Linked DNA regions of Homo sapiens: region 2 is linked to region 1. The links are chromatin loops, found by intact Hi-C in ENCODE. Cell type or tissue: PC-3. All regions are shown on one strand.

Region 1 (8,000 bases):
TCCAGCCATTTAAACCAACTTCCTGGTGGAGGAGGTGGTTGGAAGAAGATTTGGGTTTGAAAGCTCTGTATGAGATTAGAGCACAAGGTGGTGCTGTCTCCATTCCTGTATAACCAAGGCCAGCTCAAGTAAGAATGAAGGGTATCCTCCAGGCACACAGAAGCTGGCAGCCAGAATGTAGCACAGTCTGGGCAGTACGAGACTGGTGGCAATGAAATCAAGACACAACTGAGCATGGTGCCCATCAGGGACAAGGGGAGAATGTCTGAGCTACAGGAAGAGCAACAGAAATGGCAGGCAAATGCAAGACTGTGTTAAGAGTGCCGGGGTGGTAGCCAAGAGAGGACTACCTCAGGGACTTTGGGACCCCTGTTCTGAGGACCCTGGGGGAGGCTGGGCTCCCATGAGCCTGTGAGTGAGGCCTAAGAAGACTCGTAAGTTCTGGCAACTTGTTCTCCACCTTTTGGCTCTTAGCACTGCAGACAGAGAGATGCTTTCAAAATATAAATCTCAGCCGGGTGCGGTGGCTCATGCCGGTAATCCCAGTACTTTGGGAGGCTGAGGCGGGTGGATCATGAGATCAGAAGATCAAGACCATCCTGGCTAACACGGTGAAACTCCGTCTCTACTGAAAATATAAAGTTAGCCAGGTGTGGTGGCACATGCCTGTAGTCCCAGCTACTTAGGAGGCTGAGCCAGGAGAATCACTTGAACCTGGGAGGTGGAGGTTGCAATGAGCTGAGATTGCACCACTGCACTCCAGCCTGGGTGACAGAGCAAGACTCCCTCTCAAAAAAAAAAAAATGTATTTTATATATATATTATATATTTTTATATAAAATTATATATAATATAATATATAAATATGTATTTATATATAAAATTTTATATATTATATTATATATTATTGTCTATAAATATATTATATATTATATATTTTATATACAAAAATATACAATATATTATAATATAATATATAATATATATTGCATATAATATATATTATAATATATATTATATATAAAATTATATAATTTTATATATTATATATAGTAAAATTATATAATTTTATATATTATATGTAGTAAAATTATATAATTTTATATATTATATGTAGTAAAATTATATAATTTTATATATAATATATTACATATAAAAATATATATAATATATAAATATAAAAAATATGTAAAATATATATAAATATGCCATATATATATATATATATATATATATATATATAATGTCTCAAATCTTATCCTGTCACTCCTCTGCTTGGACATTTCTTTATTCCTGTCTCACAAGGAACAAAAGCCAAGCATTTACAGCGGTCTGCAAGGCCTACGTGGTCTGCACTCTTGCCTCTTACTGCATGCACACATGCACACACACATGCTTGCTCACACACACACCTCTCTGACTCCCAGATTACTGGCTATTCCTGCTCCTACTGTACTTTGTTCCTACTTCTATTATAGTTCCTATTTGTGCCTACTTCTGTTTCAGGGACAGCAATTATGGGTTCTATGATGGCTTCTCTCATAGCTAAGGCATGGTGGCACGCGCCTGTAGTCCCAGCTACTTGGGAGGCTGAGCTGCTTCTTGTAGCTGTTAGCATGTGAGTCTTCTGTTACAGACTGTGAATCAGATGAGAGTCAGGGCTAACTTACCTTTGCACCTTTCACAGCACCCTTGACTGCATCTGGCTGACAGCAGTTGTTGAAGTTTTCTTAATACAGGAGTTTCAAGAGGAAGCCATAAACCAAAAGGCAGGGACAGAGTGCATTCACTATTTCTGAAAGTTTGAGGTGCGTGGAATTTTTCGCATTGAATCCCACGTTTACAGTCACTTTCTTAACACATTTAGAGACACTTCATTTTCATTTCTGATGGAGTTTCGGTTGGCAGAGGCTCCTAACACTTTTAAGCTTATCTGTCTCCCTTCCAATCTCATAAGTGGTTCATTATCCTTAAATTGCTTAAACATCTCTAGGAGAGCCATGAGGTTTTCATAATGTGAGTAAATGGCATTTAGTTGGAAGGCTCTCGGTTACCTGAAACCAAGCCCAGAATTTTGGAATAAGTAAAGCCCACCTCTGGAGGCCAAACAGATATTTCAGAGGTCTTCACCAAACCCAGCTACTTTATTTGAAGGTAAATGGCAGAGGCCTTGTGCATGAATTACCCTTTCCTGTGTAACAAATCACCACCACCATGACCCATGACCCCTTCATTTGCTCCTCACTCTGTGAATGAACAATCAGGACTGGACTCAGTCAAGCAGTTCTGCTGGTTTTGCCAGGGGTCATGCATGCAGCTGCAGTCATCTGGAGGCTCAGCTCGGGCTAGGTGGTATCAAATGTCCTCACTCACATGTGTGGTGGTGCTGGCTATTGGCTGGGACTCTCTTTGCCACGTGATTTCTTATCCTCCAGGAGGACAACCCAAGCTTCTTCGCCAGGTAGTCTCAGGGTTCTGAGAAAAGAAGCTGTAAGGCCCCCAGATTTCAGGGCTCAAAAGTTGCTTCTTAGGCTAAGCAAGTCAGCTGATCAAGCCCAGAGTCAGAGTCAAGAAGACCACTCACGGATGCGGACATAAGGAGAGGATATGCGGAGGTCATGCTGCAAATGATCCACCACACCCTTGCTCAGAGACCACGGACCGGTGTTTGATATTTTCTAATAAAATTTTTATTTGGCTTTTTAGCCCATGGGATATTATCCTAATATAGTAAGTTAGAATTGTCAATAGACATTGGTTACTAGAGGCGAGTATGCTAAAGGTAGCGACAATAGCCGTTGAAATCTTCAGAAATAGGAAAATAATTGAGGCAAATATAAACCCCTAAGTTGAGATCTCAAAAAGCCTCAAATCAGTTGTCATTTGCAGTGTGTAGGTAGAAAAAAAAATCACAATTGCCTCTGCAATATACTTATGTCCTTATTAAAATGGGATATAACAAATGATGATTGTGGTGATAAACTTTGACAAATCAGAACTAAGAAAGCAGAGTAGAACAGTACACATTTAAGAAAGTTATTTATTATAAGAGTTATTTGTAAAAATGTTTGATCCTTTAAGTGACTAGCTTTATTCATACGCAAATGAAGTCATGGAATTATGTATTCCCTAATGAACTGCAGAAAGTGGGTACAAAAACAGCTTGCAATAACAGAGATTTTAATATAATTGTGTGTGTGTGTGTGTGTGTGTGTGTGTGTGTGTGTGTGTGTGTGGGAGAGAGAGGGACAGAGACAGAGAGAGACAAAGGGAGAGAAAGAGAGAGAGAGAGGGAAGGAAAGAGAGAGAGAGGGAGAGAAAGAGAGAGAAAGGGAGGGAGGGAAAGAGAGAGAGAGACAGAGAGAGAGGTTGGCTTCTATTCTTTGCCCTCGTCCAACTTCTATTTGAGAAGTAGGGCAGGGGCAACCCTTTTTATCTTTGGGAAGGAGAAGGTAGTGGGAAGTGAAGAGGAAGAGACCAGGAGCATAATGGAAGGCAACCCTATTTCCATAGGTAAGAAGCACATGGCCTTCCTGGCGTCCTCCCATTCCTACCTCCATGGATTGCTTAAAAACCATGAGGAAACCTGGACTCACCGCTGCAGCCTGGAGTTCCAGCTAACCACCCTGGTGGGATCCAGAAACAGCAATGAGGCCAGCGTAGTTGGGGCAGAATGAGCAAGGAGAAAGTGGTACTAGATGAGGCCAGAGAGGTGGGGAGGATGTGGGGGAAGAGAAGATCTGAGGGCCTTGGAGATTTCTCCTGGGAGTAAGATGGGAATCGCTATAGCAGAGGAGGGACCTCACCTGACTTCAGCTGCTGTGCTGACAAAAGGCTTGAGCAACGGGCAGCCAAAGAAAAAAACCACGGTCCTAGTAACTCAGTGCTTCTCTTCATCAGTCTTCACAAAAAGAACTGTGGAAACTGGAATTCCTTGGAATTCCTAATATAATAATGATAATTATTTTTTCTCCAGCGAGCTACTGGACCCCAAACCATTCCCATTGATACGGATACCAGAGCAGAATCGTGCCACCAGGTGGCGCCAAGATGCAACCGGGATGGAACCGATTTGGCTCTTGCCTCCGGACCAGCGAAGGGCCCTCAAGTCATTCACTGACCTCACGACAACGTCACCCCGTGTTTAACGCAACTGAAATTTCTGGACCTCATGTATGGCAAGTTTTTACTGTATTAGTTTATTGTTTTAATCCTAATTGTAATTCATTTTATTTTCTTAAATGGAAGTACACTCATCTAAACTCGTTCTAGAAAAATAGTTAATTTTGTAAATAAATGTTGTGCTCATATAGTTTCAAGAAATTACTGTGGTTAAGGTGTAGTCAACCAAGAAATGTTTTATTTTCAAAAGGTCATACATACTGTTTTTAAGTCTTTACTAACATCACATGCCCACCAAAGTGGGACATGATCTATTTTTCTCATAGCGCTCGTGGCAGACTCATATATTGTGATATAGAAATTTTATTTTAAACACAACAATAGTAAAAGGATATATGTATAAAAGTAAATCTTGTATTCTTAAGTCCTAAATCTCCCTAGACCTGAAAACAAAAATGTCAAACCAGAAGCCAATTTATTTTAAAAAATAAGAGTTTGGGCCTGGCGCGGTGGCTCACGCCTGTAATACCAGCACTTTGGGAGGCTGAGGTGGGCGAGTCACGAGATCAGGAAGTCCAGAACAGCCTGGCTAACACGGTGAAACCGCGTTTCTACTAAAAAATACAAAAAATTAGCCGGGCGTGGTGGCACGCGTCTGTAGTCCCAGCTACTCAGGAGGCTGAGGCAGGAGAATCCCTTGAACCCAGGAGGCCGAAGTTGCAGTAAGCCGAGATTGTGCTACTGCACTCCAGTCTGGAGACAGAGCGAGACTTTGTCTCAAAAAAAAAAAAAGTGTTTGATCAGTAGATCTCACATCACTTTTCACAGTCTCCCTTTCCACACTTAGAACCATGAGCACTGTAAGCATACAGTAAAAACTTCCCAGATGCACACCAACTGTTCTTTCTCTTATCATAGTCATGCTCCATGTTTTGTTATAACCAGGTTACTTAAGGCAACTGGCACTATTTTTCGCTGTCTTCTTTTTACCTCTTATAAAAGAAAATAGTCTTCAGTACTTTGATCATGACCCTTCAGAATATCCTATTCTGGCCGGCTTTCAATATCTGCTTCCTATACAGACAGGTGTAAATGCACTAGAGTTCCTTACTTTCCTGGGTTGCTGTTAGAGGATAAGAAACTTTAGTAACAATTTATGGCCCTAGGTACTATGATGCCTGAACTACCTCTGGTCTACCCTGGGATCTATTTGAACGCAGTGTTCTAAGGCAGTTAAATCAAACAATTATCATGTTTTAACTTGATTTAATAGCACACATTAAAATCCTGCGGAATTAATTACATAAAATGAGCACAATTAGCCACAGCACAACAACTATAAAGAAAGAGATTGCATGTGATTGTGTCAGGGTGAGCCACAGGACCCTGGGGGTAGCATCTCCAGTTGTGTTATGTGACAGCCGAAACCTGCTGGAGGAAAACATCTAGGAAAACATCTTGCTTACAGAGTTGGAGTGGAATTCTGGTGACTCCACTGAATCCTAAAAAGAATGGTAAAAGGTTTTAGAGGAATTTTCTATAACCCTGATAAATAAATGAAAATTATAATAAGATATATTTTGGTCTCTTAAATATTAAATTAACCATAGAATAAAGTCCTTCTTATTCTAACATTTGGAGATCAAAAGCCTAGCAGCCCATTTCCCAGTCAAAAGGATCACACGCAAGACACATAGCTGGAAAACAGAAAAATAAATTCAAGGGAAACACACAGTCCTTTCTCAGATGTGATCAAGGATCACAAGGCAATGGAGGGGATCTAGGGCTATGAAAGCAAAAGTATAAAACAGACAAAGGAAACAGTCCCCCCCACCAAAAAATCCAAATGTTTAGATATCTACTTCCAGCATGACACCAGGAGGGGCTCCACAGACATGCTTCCCAGTGAAAATGGTGAAATTATAAAAACAAACAGTTCAGTGAGATGGAGATTTCATTCCAGGTGCAGTTAACAATACAGGACTATCTGGACCCTCAGATCCCACATGTAGGACTATCTTCACAGAAGAAGCGGCCATTGGCAGGTCTCAGATCGTTCCTAGCTACCTGTTGATGAGGCCAAGTTCTAGGTGAATGCCAAAAAGTGGATGCTCCCTTTTTCTGCCTAGTCCTCCATGCTGGGATTGTGGCAGGCTGGGTCTCAGTAATTCAGGCCTCCATAACAACTGTTTCAGTATTGACTGAGTGGTTAAGTTAAATATTAAAAGCTAAACAAAAGCCAGTGCCCTTATACCAAGGCTGAAATATGACAAAAGCCCACCAAGAGTTTTGCCTAGGTCTTTCCTAGGCCTTAAAACATGACAAAATAACAAAGGAATTGTTAACAGGACCCATTTAGGATTAAACAAGTTTTATTGGGGGGATCTGAAGAAACTCCCCAGGCCTCCATAAACAAGCTTATTGGAGGTCTGAAGGAACTCCCCAAACCTCTGTAGTTTAGCAGGAGACAAGATAGGGGTAATCACCCCAGCACCTGTACCCATTTAGATTAAGTAAATTTACTGAGGCTCCAGAGGAAGGTCTTCAGGACTCAGACCTTAGTTATAGATTAAAAGAAGTTAATCACTTATGTCTTTAGATGCATTCACACTTACACATAGACATATAGCTTAGAAGGTATATAAGCTCTGGAAATTTTTGTAATTTTGAGTTGGTCTGGTGATAATTTCCAGGCCTTCTGTAACTGGTTGCAGAAATAAAAGCTCTCTTCCTCCCCAGTTCATCTGTAACTCCTCACTGGGCCATGAGAAAGAGCAGCCCAACCCTCAATTTGGTCCGGGAACAGGACGGAGGCTCTACTTTGGGCAGGACACTAATAGGAATCCTAGGACCCTGATGGTGCTTGCTCTTGCTCAGATCCTGAAGTGGGGGTTAAACTCAGAGAGAAGCATGTCATTTTCTCCACACACAGAACCTTGATTAAGAGATTTTGCTAGGCCGGGCATGGTGGCTCACACCTGTAATCCCAGCACTTTGGGAGGCCGAGGCGGGCGGATCACAAGGTCAGGAGTTCGAGACCATCCCGGTGAACACGGTGAAACCACGTCTCTACTAAAAATACAAAAAAAAAAAAAAAAAATTAGCCAGGCGTGGTGGGCACCTGTAGTCCCAGCTACTCAGGGAGACTGAGGCAGGAGAATGGCATGAACCCAGGGGGCAGAGCTTGCAGGGAAAGGAGATTGCGCCACTGTACTCCAGCCTGGGCGACAGAGCAAGGCTCCGTCTCAAAAAAAAAAAAAAGATTTTGCTCATGGATGAAAGAAAAGAACAGAAAACAGAAATCTCTTAATTATTTCCTAAAGAAATTGACTTCATTTGCAACAGAGCCAGGAAAAGTTCAGGCCTAAGGGCACAATCAAAACCAGCTGATATTGTGGTAAAAGACAACTTTAGGCTTACTAGTTTGTCAGAGAGGTCCAAGGAAGGAGACAGCTGGGAGGAGCCCTCCGGGGTTCCACATGAATCTCAAACATTGACCTGAAAACTATTCAAAAGAGCCACAATAGATTGAATAGTCTGTAGAACAATTTATGCCCCCAGGACATAACCAGTTTGTGCGTAGTGGAGTTTAATAACTAGGTGTGACCAGGGAAAGAAAAAGTCAAAGATAGCTTTGCCAACACCACTGTCATCCTAGGGTGACTCAGGGTATACCCAAGGCCTTACCACCAAAGAATAACATCAGAAACTTCAGGCAATGGAGCTATAACGAGAAAGAACAAGAGGAAAATAAACCTCACTAAATGATCCAGACAGTAACAAAAGTTGTCAGTAAGCAAAGAGCAATTCCAAGTCCTAGGGATGGGGAGAAGTACTCAGAGTTACAACAGTATGTTCTCTACAGTGGGGTTTTAGGT
Region 2 (8,000 bases), 630 kb after region 1:
TCTGATTGGTTCCATGTCTTTGCTATTGTAAATAGTGCTGCAATAAACATATGAGTGGTTGTGTCTTTTTGGGAGAGCAATTTATTTTCCTTTGAATATATATCCAGTAATGGCATTACCAAGTTGAATTGCAGTTCTGAATTCTTTGAGAAATCTCCACACTGCTTTCCACAGTGGCTGAATTAATGTATATTTCCACCATCAGTGTATAAGTGTTCCCTTTTCTCTGCAACCTCACCAGCATCTGTTGTTGTTTGAGTTTTTAATAGTAGCCACAGAACTTTTCAAATGTGTGATTAAGGCCAGATGTAGTGGCTCATGCCTGTAATCCCAGTACTCTGGGAGGCTGAGGCTGGCAGATTACTTGAGTCCAGGCGTTCAAGACTAACCTGGGTAACATAGCAAAACCCTGTCTCCACTAAAAATGCAACAAATGAGCCAGGCATGGTGGCACGTGACTGTAGTCCCAGCTACTCAGGAGGCTGAGGTGGGAGAATCACCTGAGCCCAGGGCATTGCGGCTGCACTGAGCCAAGATGGCACCACTACACTCCAGCCTGGGTAACAGAGTGAGGCCCCATCTCAAAAAACAAAAAAAAAAAACGAAAAAGAAAAAAAAAGTGTGATTAAGTCTCCGCTGCTCCCAGTCTCATCTCCAAATCCTTAAACTCATCTTGTACACTAAAGACAAGTGACAATTGGAAGTAATTGTTTGTCACATTTTGTTATCCTAGTCATTGGAAGAAAAGGAAGGCTGTAGAGACAGAGCTGCTTTGGACTTGGCCTTAGCTGGTGCAGGTGCTCTGGCCTATCCCCGGAGAGCTGCTTAGGCTCCGGAGAAGCAGGTGCATGTCAAGGCCCACCAGGCCCATGGTAGTGACATTTATCAGACACTGCCCTTGCAGCCTAGGGGAGCTAGTTTCTTTCAATCCACCCTGGCTGACTGGGGAAGAAAGGACAGGTTGAGGTCATCTGTCATGAGCATGGTATTTGCTCCTCATTGGCTCCCAGAGGCTTTCTGGAGGCTGCCTCTCATGGCCTTTCACTAGGCCAAAGGCATGGGAGGAAGACACCAGAACCAGAGTCAGCATGTGTGCCATTAAGTCCTGACTAGCCACTTACTGTCTGTGAGATTTGGGGCTAAATACCTGAAATCTCTGAGCCTCAAATTCTTCATTCTTAAAATGATGAAAATGTATGCTCTTTTGAAGGATCAGGTGAAGTCATAGAAATGGAACTACTTTATGCATTTTTGAATCCCTTTGTAAATGTCAGATTTGTATAATTGTTGCTAATGAAAGTCTCCTCTGGCAATAGTTCAAAGGCTGCCAACAACTGAGTCATATTTTTGACTTTAATCCAGGATCCTCCTGGCTGGAAGGCTGATTCTGAAGGAAAGCGAGTTTCCTCTGAGGAACTTGGAATAGAAAATTAAATTTATTGAATTAGTCATGTAATGCAGAGTGAAACACCACCCAGGAAGCACTTAACATGCTAGAGCAACCATCTCAAGTTTTCTTCTGATTATTTTAGCCTTAAAATGCTTAGTAGTGGCCAGGTGCGGTGGCTCACACCTGTAATCCCAGCACTTTGGGAGTCCAAGGCGGGTGGATCACAAGGTCAGGAGATCGAGACCATCCTGGCTAACACAGTGAAACCCTGTCTCTACTAAAAATACAAAAAATTAGCCTGGCGTGGTGGTGGGCACCTGTAGTCCCAGCTACTTGGGAGGCCGAGGCGGGAGAATGGCATGAACCTGGGAGGTGGAGCTTGCAGTGAGCCAAGATCACGCCACTGTGCTCCAGCCTGGGCGACAGAGTGAGACCCTGCCTCAAAAAAAAGAAAAAAAAAAAAAAAAAATGCTTAGTAGTGAACCAGGGTCAGGGATAGTGAGAGTTAATATTAAAACAATTTTTGTGGCTGCACCTGTAGTATTTATCTAAAGCATTCTGGCACATGCACATGGACACGTACACAGTATTTGGATGAATATACACAGCATGGAGGAAGAAATGAGCACGTAGATTTGTGTGAAGAGACAGAGGTTAAGGAATGTGATGAATCAGGACCTCTTTATAGCCATGGATGTTTTTCTCTTGGGGAGTTTTCATGTTCTTTCACCCACTTTGGTTTTGGTGGGGAGATACTGCTTTGACAGAACGGGTAGTGAGTGTGTTACCATTCTGAAACCTGGGGCTCGGGGTGACCTACTGTCTTAGAGAAGCGGGGGGGCTTATCACCAGCAAGGGAAGGAAAAAATGGGAAAAGCAAACACATTCTTGAAATGATAGCTTCTGGCAAGTCCCTGGTACATCCCCCAAAACTCCAGATTTTTTTAAGGAAATCCAGGCTTTAGTAAGAAACCAGGAATGTTCTGGAAACATTAAGGGAGGATAAAACCTCTGCTCCCGCTTAACCTCCTTTCACAGCCCTGAGGGAAGAATTGGCTGAGCTAGGCAGACAGATGGGAGAGAGCCAAGAACTAGGATAAGACAGCCAGCATCCTGGACACCACGTTCAACCATATTTACAACTTAAAATGGTGGTAATAAGTAGGTGTCTCCTTTTCAAGTGAACGTGATTTAACCTTCCAGCTTCTGTATGGTATTTGTGGAAAGGGTTATGAATTTAAAGAACTACCTCTATTCTATCTCAGAAACCTGACTCCAGTTTTACCACATTAGGAAGACAGTACAATATTCAAAACTGCATAAAACATGAACAATTCTCACCCTATACTAAATAAATTATCTGAATTTAAGATATTGAAAATGTATTCATCCGCCCATTCAGCAGCTAATTGACCCATGATGTAAAGATGCTTCTAAACTCCTTGGGAAAACAGACAGTTACCAAAACCGTGTGCCAGGTGTTTTGATGAGGGTACAAACATAGTCAAGGTGGAAGGGTCGAGGGAGGACTGGGCAAGGTTTCCCAGAGGAGAGTGTTTCAGCCCTGTACTAAGGCAGACTCACTGAAAGTGCCAGGCTGTGACAAGAGCTTGTGTCAAAACGTAAATCAGTACACTGCTTCCTTCTTCAAGAGAATCTCACTAAAAAAGAGAACGAACTGAAATAAATGGTCTGCTTAGAGATTTAGTTCACTTAGGTTCTGACACAAGCTCATCTTGTCGTAAACCAGTAACAAAGGGTCCTGGCCAGCAGCTGGTGTGTGCACCATACTTTGAGCACTTGTACTAAAAGACAATCAAGAGTCATCCAGGGGAAAGGAAGGAGGGGTGCCCCACAGAGAGAACAGCAGGGGCGAAGGCCTAGAGGCAAGAGAGGGTCTTCCATATTAAGAGAACTGCACAGTAATTCCTCTAGCCCCAGAGGGTGAGAGACCAGAAAGTTCAGCAGGGGCCAAGCTTGTTTTAAATTAAGGAAGCATGGACTGAAAGAAACCTAATTCTTGCCTTCATCACAAGCTCACGTCAGCCTCCCGAGAAAAGCCTTTCCGAAGCAAGCATTCAGCAGAGCTCTTAGCCTTGAGGCCAAAGGCGCCATTCCTTCCACAACTCTTGTTTCAAGGAAGCACAGGAAACCTTGCATTTAAGCAGAGAAACCCGCTAAGATGAGTCCAACAGCGACATCTATAGACCACATCTAAAAGTCTTGGTTTCGGAAAAACCCAATTTCTCTGTTATCGGAGTTATGTGAGTTATCAGAGCAGTGAGAAAGGTTTAGCTGCTTTTCAAGGAAAGAGAAGGAGAGAGAGAAGAGTTAGAGGGTTAGAGTTGCCTTTGTCCACAGTCTTTATCCCTGAGATCAGACATCAAGCAACCTGTGTGCGTATGGAAAAGGGTGTAGGGGTTACTGTTAGGACCACTACCCTTTTTTTTTTTTTTTTTGAGACAGGGTCTCACTCTGTCGCCCTGACTGAAGTGCAGTGGCGCAATCTCAGTTCACTGCAACCTCTGCCTCCCAGGCTCAAGCAATTCTCCTGCCTCAGCCTCCCTAGTAGCTGGGATTACAGGTGCACACCACTACTGCCCGGCTAATTTTTGTATTTTTAGTAGAGATGGGGTTTCACCATGCTGGCCAGGCTGGTCTTGAACTCCTGATCTCAAATAATCCACCTGCCTCAGCCTCCCAAAGTGCTAGGATTACAGGCATGAGCCACCGTGCCCAGCAAGACCACTACCATTTAAAGCTTGACTTAGCTTTAAATCCCTAAACAACCGAGACTCATTTATTAGCTTCTTTCTTGTGGGAACAAAGATATTAAGCCAATGTTGGTTTTCAGGTTCTCTGAGACAGAAGTGGAAAGTCGGGAAGTAAAAACGTACATAAAACAGGCCAGGTGCAGTGGCTCACACGTGTAATCCCAGTGCTTTGGGAGGCCGAGGCAGGAGGATCGCTTGAGGCCAGGACTTGGAGATCAGCCTGGGCAACATAGTGAGACCCTATCTCTATAAAAAATTTTAAAAAACTGGTCAGGTGTGGTGGCTCATGCCTGTAGTCCTAGTTACTCCGGAGGCTGAGGCTGGAGAATCGCTTAAGCCCGGGAATTTAAGTTTACAATGAGCTATGACTGCACCACTGCACTCCAGCATGGGCAACAGAACAAGATTCTGTCCCAAGAAACAAACAAAAAGCACACACAAAAATAAAACAAACCACGTATGGCCCATTGTGCCCAGGTCCAATCCCAGGAATTTCCCCTGGGAACACATCCCGATGAAGCATCTGTGAAAATTAGATGCTTATTTTCTTTTGCCTTCTGACCAACTTGTACATTCTTTGGATTCACGGAACAGTTTTTCTTCAGATGTTGTGAATATGACTCATTGATGCCCTTTCCAAGAATATTCAGCATTAAGTGGGTTTCCCAGGAATTTTTCTTCAGAATCCCAAAAAATAGGACACTGAATTTCTTCTCTTTTCCCTCCCCTTTCTGGCAGCTGTGCTCAGAAGGCAAGGACAGAGCTCTTCAATGTTCATGGGCCTGTGAGCTGCTTCCTGAGATGTGTAGCTTCTACTTAGGCATGGCAGGTAATAGATGGAATATACATATTTTTAAAAAGAAAAGTTAACTGTAGTAAAATGAGACTGTACTTAAAATACAGCCCTGGCCCGGCATGGTGGCTCACGCCTGTAATCCTAACACTTTGGGAGGCTGAGGTGGGAGCATCACTTGAGCTTAGGAGTTTGAGACCAGCCTGGGCAATATAGTGAGACCCCATCTCTACAAAAAAAAATTTTTTAATTAGCCAGGTGTGGTGGCACATTCCTGTAGAACCAGCTACTCGAGAGGCTGAGGTGAGAGGATCACTTGATCTCAGGATGTTAAGGCTGCAGTGAGCCATGATTGCATCACTGCACTCCAGCCTGGGCAACAGAGTGAGACCTTGTCTCAAAATATATATATATAGCCATGTTTCCCACCCATGAGGGCACTGGAGAACGTGCAGATCCAGAGGTGCTGAGATTCTGAGAGGAAATGATACCTTCTCATCCCTTATCTGGTAGAGAAGGACTCCTGGAAGATGAGGCTTTTACACATGACGCTCTCCAAGGACATTAAAGAAACAAAGGTAAGGTCAGAAGAGGCCAGTCTAGAAGGTCAAATTAAGGAGCTTGAGGTCCATTCTGCTTGTGATAGAGACTAGAGTTTTGTGGAGGAAAAGATAAGAGGAACGCATGACATCAGTAATTGTCCTTAAATCACCTGCTGTGTGTTCAGCAACAGGTTGAGCCATCTACACACAGAAACTCAGTTTCTAGGGCTCCTTACCTTCCAGGAGATCATGTATAATTTAGTTCCTGCTGAGTGGAACTTGACTTGACTGAATAGGTCTTTTCCTAGAAATTTCTATGCATATGGAATATTTTGCAACTAAAATTTTCAACAATTTATCCTCAATAATGCCCAGCGCTGTGATGAATACTTCATACAAATTTTTGTTATTATCATACTCACTTAAAAATTTTGGAAATTTGAGCTTTGAAGCTTTTAAATATTGCCCAAGATAAAGTAGTAAATGACATAGAGCTGGAATTCAGACTCCAGTCTTTCCTACTCCAGAAAACTCACTGTTATTAAGACTCTTCTCTGCCTCCAATAAGCATAATTTCAGAAATACATTATCAGCTTTTGGGGCTAACCCTCCCCTGGCAGTGGCTTACAATCCTTTGAAGATCATTTGCCTACCTACTCCTAAGTGAGGTTCTCTGCTCTAAAACAATTCTCATACCTCAGGCTCCCTTGTGGATGTTTGATATGGCTTGGCTCTGTCCCCACCCAAATCTCATCTTGAATTGTAGCTCCCATAATTCCTATGTGTTGTGGGAGGGACCCAGTGGGAGATAATTGAATTATGGGGGCGATATTCCCCATACTGTTCTCGTGGTAGTGAAGTCTCACGAGATTTGATGGTTTTATAAGGAGAAACCCCTTTCACTTGGCTCTCATTCTCTCTCTTGCCCACGCCGTGTGAGAAGTGCCTTTCACCTTTTGCCATGAGTGTGAGGCCTCCCCAGCCATATGGAACCATGAGTCCATTAAACCTCTTTTTCTTTATGAATTACCAGTCTTAGGTTTGTCTTTATCAACAGTGTGGAAATGGACTAATACAATATTTAAAGAAAAGTACAAATTTTAGCCTCATCAGATAACTAGCACCTTATATGCTGGAGATAGAGCTTCGGGACCGCTAATTATTAAATGCTTCACCTTTGAGATCATGCTAAAATCTGTAATCATGTGAGATATAAGTTGATCACACAGCTATCTTCCTCTCTCGAATTTCTTCCAAAAACAACTCACATTAAAAAAACATTTAGAAGTAATGTCCTTTTCTCTTGGTTTTTAGGGGAAAATATATCTAGGTAAGAATCATCTATGTAGGTGATAAGTGATGTAGTACATGGGTGATAAGAAGGCCTTTTTCTTTCTACTTTATGTAAGTTAGTATTAGAGCAATTTGGTATCATGGGAAGAACCCCAGATTAGAGGACAGGAGACCTGCATTTTGTCTCCTGCTCAGCCATCAGTGTGAACTTGTGGCTAGTTGCTTCACTCCCAAGGGCCTTCATTTTCTCATGGATTACATAAGGAGGGAATGGACTACATCATCTCCTAGGGTGTTTTCAGCTCCCCATTCTATCATTGTAAACATCCAATATCAATAAAAATTTTAAGGGTCTTATTAACACAGATCTTTCTCTTAGGTGATAAGTGTCCTATTTGTTTGATGGAAGCCATTTCCCTCCAAGAGTCTGCCATATGCTAATAAGAAAGAGTTTTATTTATTTATTTTTTCCTACCTGGCCACCTGCATTTGCTTTTCAAAGCTGGCAAGAAGAAACACACATGGCAAGTAGCTCTTATGTACCAGGCACTGTGTTAGGCACGTGCATTATGTCTTTGTTTCAAAGATGACGGGTGGAGAGGACCATGTCTAATATAGGTACTCACTCACCTGTGAAATATTTCTTGAGAACATCGGCTGGGTGCGGTGGCTCACGCCTGTAATCCCAGCACTTTGGGAGGCCAAGGCAGGCGAATCACCTGAGGTCAGGAGTTCGAGACCAGCCTGACCAACATGGAGAAACCCTGTCTCTACTAAAAATACAAAAATTAGCCAGTCATGGTGGCACATGCCTGTAATCCCAGCTACTTGGGAGGCGGAGGCAGGAGAATTGCTTGAACCCAGGAGGCAGAGGTTGCAGTGAGCTGATATCCTGCCATTGCACTCCAGCCTGGGCAACAAGAGTAAAACTCTGTCTCAAAAAAAAGGAGAAAGAAATATTTATTGAGAACTTCAAACCTGCTGATGATGTTTTAGGTGCTAGAGATACAGTAGCAAATGAGAGAGACAAAACTATAACGTGACATCATATAAACACCAATTAATCCCACTGATATTTACTGAATGCCTACCATATACCAAATACTGTGCTAGTTGCTGGAGGTACCAGAGTGAACAAATTCCTGATCTCATCAAGTTTTACAGCTCAGCCAACTGAAACAATGAATGGATAACACTTATAGCATAGA

Evidence for each region. Hi-C counts contacts between places; a loop is a spot of excess contacts. Peaks named below come from ENCODE experiments on the same cell type or tissue, not always from the same donor. Only the 100,000 strongest peaks of a DNase experiment are listed, where the experiment ranks them.
Region 2: it touches region 1 in a loop (18-fold over the local background); 51 of 110 quality-filtered maps call a loop at or near these places.

Annotation. Positions count from the first base shown.
Region 1 is chr1:234,062,067-234,070,066 of GRCh38, reverse strand. The region is part of intron 2 of SLC35F3 (solute carrier family 35 member F3); the gene reads right to left. Among named protein-coding and RNA genes, the nearest start is that of SLC35F3, 160 kb to the right of the region's middle. In PC-3, CTCF peaks have their summits at 53 (motif pointing right), 3,834 and 4,041 (motif pointing right); DNase peaks (open chromatin) are centred at 2,286, 4,076 and 7,626; H3K4me3 peaks cover 66 bases; H3K27ac peaks cover 6,058 bases.
Region 2 is chr1:233,436,625-233,444,624 of GRCh38, reverse strand. No RefSeq gene overlaps it. Among named protein-coding and RNA genes, the nearest start is that of MAP3K21, 110 kb to the right of the region's middle. In PC-3, a CTCF peak has its summit at 3,591; DNase peaks (open chromatin) are centred at 1,364, 2,014 and 3,564; H3K27ac peaks cover 2,402 bases.